3 separate regions of the Homo sapiens genome follow, and all the other regions are linked to region 1. A link is a contact called in ENCODE Hi-C or POLR2A ChIA-PET data. All regions are on one chromosome and are shown on one strand. Each heading gives the region's core, a stretch centred on a gene start or an enhancer-like site at or near the end of the contact. The rest is flanking DNA. Distances are from core to core; before and after follow the strand shown.

Region 1 (2,523 bases), core at 18-2,517:
AACATTTAAAAATAACTACCCCAGTACAAAAGAACTTCAGAGGAAATATGACCGAAGCTATCAGTCTCCCTTCAAGTCTGGCCTTGAGCTGCATAAGACTCTAGCTGCATTCTCCATTACATTGTTATCCTTATCAAACAATGCAAACAATTTTAATGAGCTTATCTACTGGAACATATTGCCAGATATGTTAATGTAAAAATGATGCCAACCGTACAGGCCAACTCATTAATCAAAAGGCTCACAATACAATGACCAAGATCAGTCCCATCCTCAAAACAGACCTCAGCAAAAGACCAGGAATCACCTTCCTACTGTAAATAAGAAGGAAAGGCTCCCCCACCCAAGCGGTGGCCATAAACTCCTTAGAAAATGCATAACAGCGCCCAGTTTTTTTCAAGTCCTTTGCAGTCCAGTCTCTTTCTAATAAACCTAGGGTTCTATGGAGAAAATTTTGGTGAATGTCTGACACTATCACCTCTGCTGTCAATCCCTGCACCAATCAGCGAGCAGAATTCTTACAAAGCTCCATCAATCTGGCGGTTTAACATCACAGACTGCAGCTTAATCTAGAGGATTCCATCTTTCCTGCACACTCTCCAGGTTAAGCGCAAACGTTTTTCTCCCCACCCTCCCGTTTTCTGCCTTTTGGCACTGCTACCTAATGGCTCCTTTAAAATCTAAAAGGGAAGGAGGAAAGGAAGTGCTACTGCCTGTCTCCCTTTGGACAGCGGGGGAAAACAGCATGCATTTTTATCAGTGTGGAAGGAAAGAGATGGAGGGAGACCCCTCGAAGGCAGCAAACCTATTCACAAAATGCTTTCCATCTGCAGTCGCGGAGCCTCAATGCAAACCCAACATGACACATGGAAACAGATACCAAATAATCACAACCGCCTTCACAAATGCATGCCTGCAGCAGGGGTCGCAGGCAGTGTCTGCTCCATTATATAACGGGCTGGATTTCCGCGCGCCCTCACGGCGGTCCCCGGCGCTGCTCTCGTGCCAGCCCCATTACCTGTAGGAACGCTCCCCGCGCACTGTGTGCTTCCGGAAAGGAATGATGGTCCCGTTATTATCCTGGATGATGTCGTTGTTGTTCTCGCCATTTGGGGACAGGGTTTGGGTCGGCCCAGGCATTGGCGCACTCCCGAGAAGGGGAACAAACCGCTGTGGGCTGGCTGGTGAGGAAGGTGGCTGCGTCTTCCCGCTCGCTCGCCTGCTCCGCACGGACCGTGCCTGCCGCCTGCTCGCTCACTGCCTTCTCCCAGCTCTCGCTCGCGCCCCGCCCTCCTGCGGCCCCGCCCTCTGGCAGCTGACGTCAGAGCGCCGGCAGCAGCACCCTGGTCACGTGGCCAGCCTGTTGCCATGGCAACCCGCTAACTCATCACCTCGCCTCAATTCGCACAGGGTCGCGGCGTGACCACGCCAGCAGCTCCAGGCAGGCACCGGGGCAGGCCTACATCTGGCATGTAAAACCCCAGGCCACCCTGCAGCCCCCCTCGCAGACTCGCCTTGTCTGAAAACCAGCTCTTCCTCTAACCATTTCCTTTCCGACCCGTGCTGCCACTGCAGCTGTGTACACAAAAGAACGATTCATGCAAAGGGGTGTGGGAGACCCTTTAACTCCTTCAATACCAAGTTTTTATGCCATGACAATTAAACTTGGTCAGGTTTCAGAAAAACCTAAAAAGGACCTGGTGGCCAGCTTGTAGAAAAGGTATCAGACTAAGGTTAAAATTTCTGCCTTTCTCCCTTTCTCCAAATAGCAGCAACCATCTCCCCAAAAACAAGCCAAAAAGCTAAAAACCTACAAGGAAGCTGTATTTCCTTCTAATCAATGTAGCCTTTAATAATGTGAGGATTAAAGATGGCAAATTAAGAGATCATCTGTACAAAGGAATCCCCAAAGAGGGTTTTTCTTTTAAAAAAAGATAACCACCATTTTACCAGTTACCCAAAACCCTCCAATTCAAATTCTTTATGCTGCCTCCTGATACAGATCATTAATTCATTGACATTTATTCTATTTCCATTTGAATTACAAAAGTGATCACCTCACTTAGTATTTGAAAGTGCTTAACATTCAAGCTGTTCTATATCCTTGCAATACCGCTTTCAAATATATTGGCTATGTGACAGATACTATTATTATTCCCATTTTAAAGATGAGTAAACTAGTAAGATTAAGTAAACTGCTTAAGGTCACACAGCTAGGAGTGGTGAACTGGAGCTTCCAAGTGACATGGTTTTATCAATGTGACTGGACAGTAATGATCTGTAATGTGAGCTCAATAAATATTATAAATCAAGGTAAGAATCAAGTACTTCCAAGATGACTGTTGTGAAAAGATAACTGTGAACAGAATTGCTAGCACTGTGCAGTCTACGGATTAGATTATAAACTGAAAAGACCCTGCATATGTTCAGTACTGTCCTCCAGAGAGGAGAGATTTTTTTTTTATTATTATTTTTTAGAGGCAGAGTCTCGCTCTGTCACCCAGGCTGGAGTGCAGTGGCGCA
Region 2 (2,523 bases), core at 16-2,515, 180 kb after region 1:
AAGAGAAGCATTTAAAAACTATCAGAGAACGTTAACTGGTATTATTAGGTTGGTGCAAAAGTAACTGCGGTTTTTGCCATTAAGAGTAATGGCAAATTAATTTAGAATTAGTCAACACTAAAAAAATCTAATTGTACATTTATCTTACAGTAGTAATCTCTTAAAAATATGACATCGAATTCAATTAAAAATTAATTTAAGAGTGTCTTCATTCAATCTTCTCTAAGTTTCCACCAGCGTTTTCCAAATGTAGGTATAATAACAAATCTGTGGTGTAACCTCCACCTTCCAAGGAGAATGAGAAAACAAGACTAAATAGTGATTTTCCTTTCCTAGCACTACATGTATTCATCTCTAAAGAAGTGCCTTTATTCTGATAGTCTGTCAGATTATTTCTAATGTATATGTGTGTTAAAACCTACTTTCTTTTTTTTTTTTTTTTTTTTTTTTTTTTTGAGACGGAGTCTCGCTCAGTCGCCCAGGCTGGAGTGCAGTGGCGTGATCTCGGCTCACTGCAAGCTCCGCCTCCCGGGTTCACGCCATTCTCCTGTCTCAGCCTCTGCAGCAGCTGGGAGTACAGGTGCCTGCCACCACGCTCGGCTAATATTTTTGTATTTTTAGTAGAGACGGGGTTTCACTGTGTTAGCCAGGATGGTCTCGATCTCCTGACCTCGTGATCCGCCCGCCTCGCACTCCTAAAGTGCTGAGATGACAGGTGTGAGCCACCGCGCCCGGCCGTTAAAAGCTACTTTCTTTTAGAACAGTGTTAGAACAATTGTCAAAATTTTAATATGGGTTTATATTAAATACCATATATCAACATTAACTTTCCCGAATTGAAGATGGTATCATGGTTATACAAGATAATTTTTTTCTTAGGAAATATATACATAAATTACACACAATTATACAAATTTTTTTCTAAGAAAAAATTTCTCCTTATAAATCATATATAAGTACATAAATATATACACTAAGTGAAAGGTATGATATCTGCAACTTCTGTGTGACTTCTGTGAATCTCAGTTTCCTTATCCATTAAACGAGTAGAATAATACTGCCTATCTCCTAGGTTTGTTACAGTAATTTTACGGGACAGTGTATGTAGAGTTAGTATGCAGCAAAGCGTCAGATTAGCACATAGAAATGCCTATCATTCATATTCATTGTCACTTCTGGCTGTGACTCAGCTTTCAGTTTTCTTGTGGCGAAAGTGAAAAGGGAAAGGGAAACATGATCGTTGAGAAAGTTCATTGTGGTTTTAAGACAAAAATGAAAGTATGCATTAACGAAAAACAAAGCTCTGCCGTGCTCAGGTGTTAAAGTGTCTGAAGAGCAGAGCAAAGATAGAGCCTCCGGAAACATCCATGCAATCAACAGGAACTTGGTAAAATCCAAACATAGTCATAAAGAACTTGCTTCATTTCGTCTTTTTGTATGGAAGAAGAAAACAGGACTAATTCTGACAAGGGTTTCTGCAAAGAGGCATCTGTACTTACTATAAAAAGTATGACTCAGAGTTATAGATATACCTGGAACATAGTTGGCACCCAAACTGAAAGATGAAAAGAATGGGCTGGGCGCGGTGGCTCACGCCTGTAATTCCAGCACTTTGGGAGGCCGAGGCAGGTGGATCACGAGGTCAGGAGTTCAAGACTAGCCTGGCCAAGATGGTGAAACCCCGTCTCTCCAAAAAAAAAAAAAAAAAAAAAAAAAAAAACAAAAAATTAGCCGGGCGTGGTGGCACGCGCCTGTAATCCCAGCTACTCCGGAGGCTGAGGCAGAGAATTGCTTTAACCTGGAGGGGCAGAGGTTGCAGTGAGCCGAGATCGTGCCACTGCACTCCAGCCTGGGTGACAGAGTGAGACTCCATCTCAAACAAACAAACAAACAAACAAAAACAAAAAGAAAAGAATGTAATACTTCCCAACTACAGGTGCCTTGTGAAAGAACAGTATGATATTTATACGAGGGAATGTCTTTGAATTTATTTTTGTGTTGTTTGCCACATAAATACACTGGAATACCAGCCTTATTCAAGGCATGGTAAGAAGCTAGTCTGAAATGGAGCCCACAGCAAGACTCATTTTGCAGCGTGGGAGTAGTAGGAGAAACCACATTTCTTTTCCAAGGCCTGCTACTCCCTAGCTTCTGACTCTGAGAAGTGCACTGAAATGCAGCGGCAGAATCTGATTGAGTCAGGAGAATAGGGACTGGAGGCAGCGAAACTAAGGACGATTTGTACTGACTTCCTAGAACTGAATGGAAAGGAAAACCTCGCCTTTCCACACCCAAGTAACAAAAGGATCCGAGGCTACTCCCTTTGTATGGTGAGGCAGATGAATAATGGAAAGTACTTCTGATTGGTCCCCTCCTGCAACCAATCAAATGTTTGCATAGGATGTCACTTTGTAACTTCACTTCAGCCTCTGATTGGTCGCCTCCTGCAAGCAATCAGAGTGGTCCTGGGCCAAGTCCTCATTTACACAGGGTGTACCCAAATAACTAATGGGAAACCTCCAT
Region 3 (2,523 bases), core at 16-2,515, 130 kb before region 1:
TTTTTTTTGAGACAGGGTCTCACTTTGTTGCCCAGGCTGGAGTGCAGTGGTGCAATTCTGGCTCGCTGCAACTTCTGCCTCCCAGGTTCAAGCAATTCTCCTGCCTCAGCCTCCTGAGTACCTGGGATTACAAATACCCACCACTACGCCCAGCTAATTTTTGTATTTTTAGTAAAGACGGGGTTTCACCATGTTGGCCAGGCTGGTCTGGAACTCCTAACCTCAAGTGATCCACTGGCCTTGGCCTCCCAAAGTGCTGGGATTACAAGTGTGAGCCACTGTGCCCAGCTAGCCACAGTGCCCGGTCTAGTTGTTAAACGCTTAGATAATTCCTCTCCATTGGAGTTATAACCTTTTACTTTACTATATAATTTGCTTATTTATTTTATTTATTTGCCTTCTGCCCTACCTTTCCCTATAAGCACTATGAGGAAAAGGATTTTTTCCTGTTTGGTTTCTGCTGAGATTCAGATGCTTGCTCTGCCAGTTTTACTAGCGAGACAATATATGTAACCTCTCTGTGCCTCAAGTTCATCATTTGTAAAGTGGATATAATAGTGTCTATCTCAAGGGGTTGTTGTGAAGGCTGAACATGTTAATATACATGAAACACTTAGAACAGTGCCTGGCACATAGTAAATCATTGCTGTTTGCTGAATTTTTCTCATGAAAGACTGGATAGGGTGACAACAGATGATAAATGCAATCCCAGCTCTCTCAGATCAGCCATGAGCCAGTGGCCTTTAAAATAGTTTGAAGGGCGTATACATTGAAGTGGTCCACTTAACTACAACTATTAGCTTATATGAAGACATAATAGCTACCCTTTTCCCAATTAAAAAAATAAATAAATTTTGTATTAGTTTGCTTGAGCGGCCATAAAAAAAAAAAAAAAAAAACTGCCACAGACTGAGTGGTTTAAACAATAGACATTTATTTTCTCACAGTTCTGGAAGCTAGGAGACCAGGACCAAGGTCCCAAAATCAGGATTGGTTTCTGGTGAAGCCTCTCTTTCTGGTTTGTAGATGGCTGCCTTCTTGCTGTGTCCTCACACAACCTTTCCTCTGTGTTTGTGCAGGAAGACAGTGGGGATGGGGGTGGAGTGGGTGGGGGAGGGATTGGCGGGAAACGGAGAGAGGGAGGGAAGGAGGAAGGGAGGGGGAGGGGGATAAAGAGGGAGGGAGAGAGAGAGAGTGCTACGGTTTCACTTCCTCTTCTTATAAGGACACCTGCCCTATCGGATTAAGCCCCAACTCTTATGACCTCATTTAACTTTAATTACCTCTTCAAAGGCCCCATATCTAAATACAGTCATGCTGGGGATTAGGGTCTCAACATATGACTTTTGGGAGGACACAATTCAGCCTGTAACAAGTATTGACTATTACATTAGTAAAAGGGCTCTGATGACTTAGAGGAGATGTGTACTAAAAATGTATTCTTTCTGAATCTCAGTTTATTTATCTGAGAAGTGGGGATCTTTGAAATTCTTGTGGCCAGATGTATTTTGGTATTCAGATAATTTTGATTTTAGAAAGAAAAAAAGTGTATATACTCCAAAGAACATAAGATGTGACATGACAGGAGGGCCTAGGACAGCACTCCCTCATTCAAACATGTGACCTGTGTGGCAGCAAAATGTATGAATGTTCACTCTAAGTGGATAAATGAAGATTATTTTTTAAAAATTCATGTTGGTTCAGGTCAAGTTTTACCACAAGAAGAGTTTGCCATATACTTAGGGAAAAATACTTGGGTTTTCAGAGCTTTTTGTATTTCAGAATTGTGGATAAGGATTGTGGACCTTCTATCATAAAGTTTTGGAGAGGATTAAATATGTAAAGTACCTGACATATAATCAGAACTTAATAAATTATTATCATTATTATTAACATCAGCACTGTTTTTAGTATAATGTTGCAATAGTAGTTATTATGAGGCTGTAAAAGCGAAAGTCCTGTTAGAAATGTGTCTCAGTTTCCCCAATCAGTCTGGCCTGAACTATGCATTCTGATTTAGTGAGGGTTTAGACAGAACTAAGAGGACTGGTAACCCCATGCTCAGTGAGCGGTGGGGTGAAGAGGCTGGTGGATGTAGTGGTGGAGGACAGAGACCTAGGTAACATTAGTTCCCAAAGTAATCATGATTATAGATACTTCACAGGTAATTTAAAGTGTGATGCTGGCCAGGTGTTGTGGCTTATGCTTGTAATCCCAGCACTTTGGGAGGCTAAGGTGGGAGGATCACTTGAGGCCAGGAGTTTGAGACCACCCTGGGCAACAACATAGTGAGACCCCATCTCTACCAAAAATAAAAATAAAAATAATTAACCAGGCATGGTAGTGTGCATCTGTAGTCCCAGCTACTCAGTAGGCTGAGGCAGGAGGACTGCTTGAGCCCAGGAGCTCAAGGCTGCAATGAGTGGTGATTGCACCACTGTAGTCCCACCTGGGCGGCAGAATGAGACCCTGCCTCAAAACAAAACAAAACAAAACCTAGTGACATTATGGGATGGGAAGGAC

Evidence for each region. Hi-C counts contacts between places; a loop is a spot of excess contacts on that map. ChIA-PET counts read pairs that join two places held with the same protein, here RNA polymerase II (POLR2A). Pooled maps may share reads with other maps.
Region 2: a loop to region 1 is called in a map of natural killer cell, with 13 times the contacts of the local background. The contact joins the enhancer-like site here to the promoter of MAPRE2 in region 1. A Hi-C loop is called at or near these places in 4 of 168 maps with a recorded cell type or tissue (IMR-90, naive thymus-derived CD4-positive, alpha-beta T cell and natural killer cell), 5 of 37 single-sample maps with no recorded cell type and 15 of 50 pooled maps. POLR2A ChIA-PET finds 5 or more read pairs at or near these places in 2 of 52 experiments (CD4-positive, alpha-beta T cell and activated naive CD4-positive, alpha-beta T cell).
Region 3: a pooled map shows a loop between it and region 1 (4-fold over the local background). The contact joins the enhancer-like site here to the promoter of MAPRE2 in region 1. A Hi-C loop is called at or near these places in 1 of 168 maps with a recorded cell type or tissue (HCT116) and 7 of 50 pooled maps. POLR2A ChIA-PET finds 5 or more read pairs at or near these places in 5 of 52 experiments (HEK293T, Panc1, activated B cell and 1 more).

What each region holds. Positions count from the first base shown.
Region 1 is chr18:35,040,157-35,042,679 of GRCh38, reverse strand. MAPRE2 (microtubule associated protein RP/EB family member 2) reads right to left here and starts at 1,267. Exons shown (of 7, transcript NM_014268.4): 1 at 1,019-1,267. The coding sequence starts at 1,140. RefSeq lists an enhancer at 1,158-1,307.
Region 2 is chr18:34,859,418-34,861,940 of GRCh38, reverse strand. The region is part of intron 16 of DTNA (dystrobrevin alpha); the gene reads right to left. Among named protein-coding and RNA genes, the nearest start is that of DTNA-AS1, 93 kb to the right of the region's middle. RefSeq lists enhancers at 1,160-1,289, 1,300-1,399 and a silencer at 2,002-2,296. Within about 2 kb of position 1,265, at least 6 of the 41 ENCODE cell types and tissues checked have a DNase peak (open chromatin) inside an H3K27ac peak, as active enhancers do; they include CD4-positive, alpha-beta T cell and natural killer cell, where a contact is called at or near this core.
Region 3 is chr18:35,173,078-35,175,600 of GRCh38, reverse strand. No RefSeq gene overlaps it. Among named protein-coding and RNA genes, the nearest start is that of ZNF397, 67 kb to the left of the region's middle. Within about 2 kb of position 1,265, at least 2 of the 41 ENCODE cell types and tissues checked have a DNase peak (open chromatin) inside an H3K27ac peak, as active enhancers do.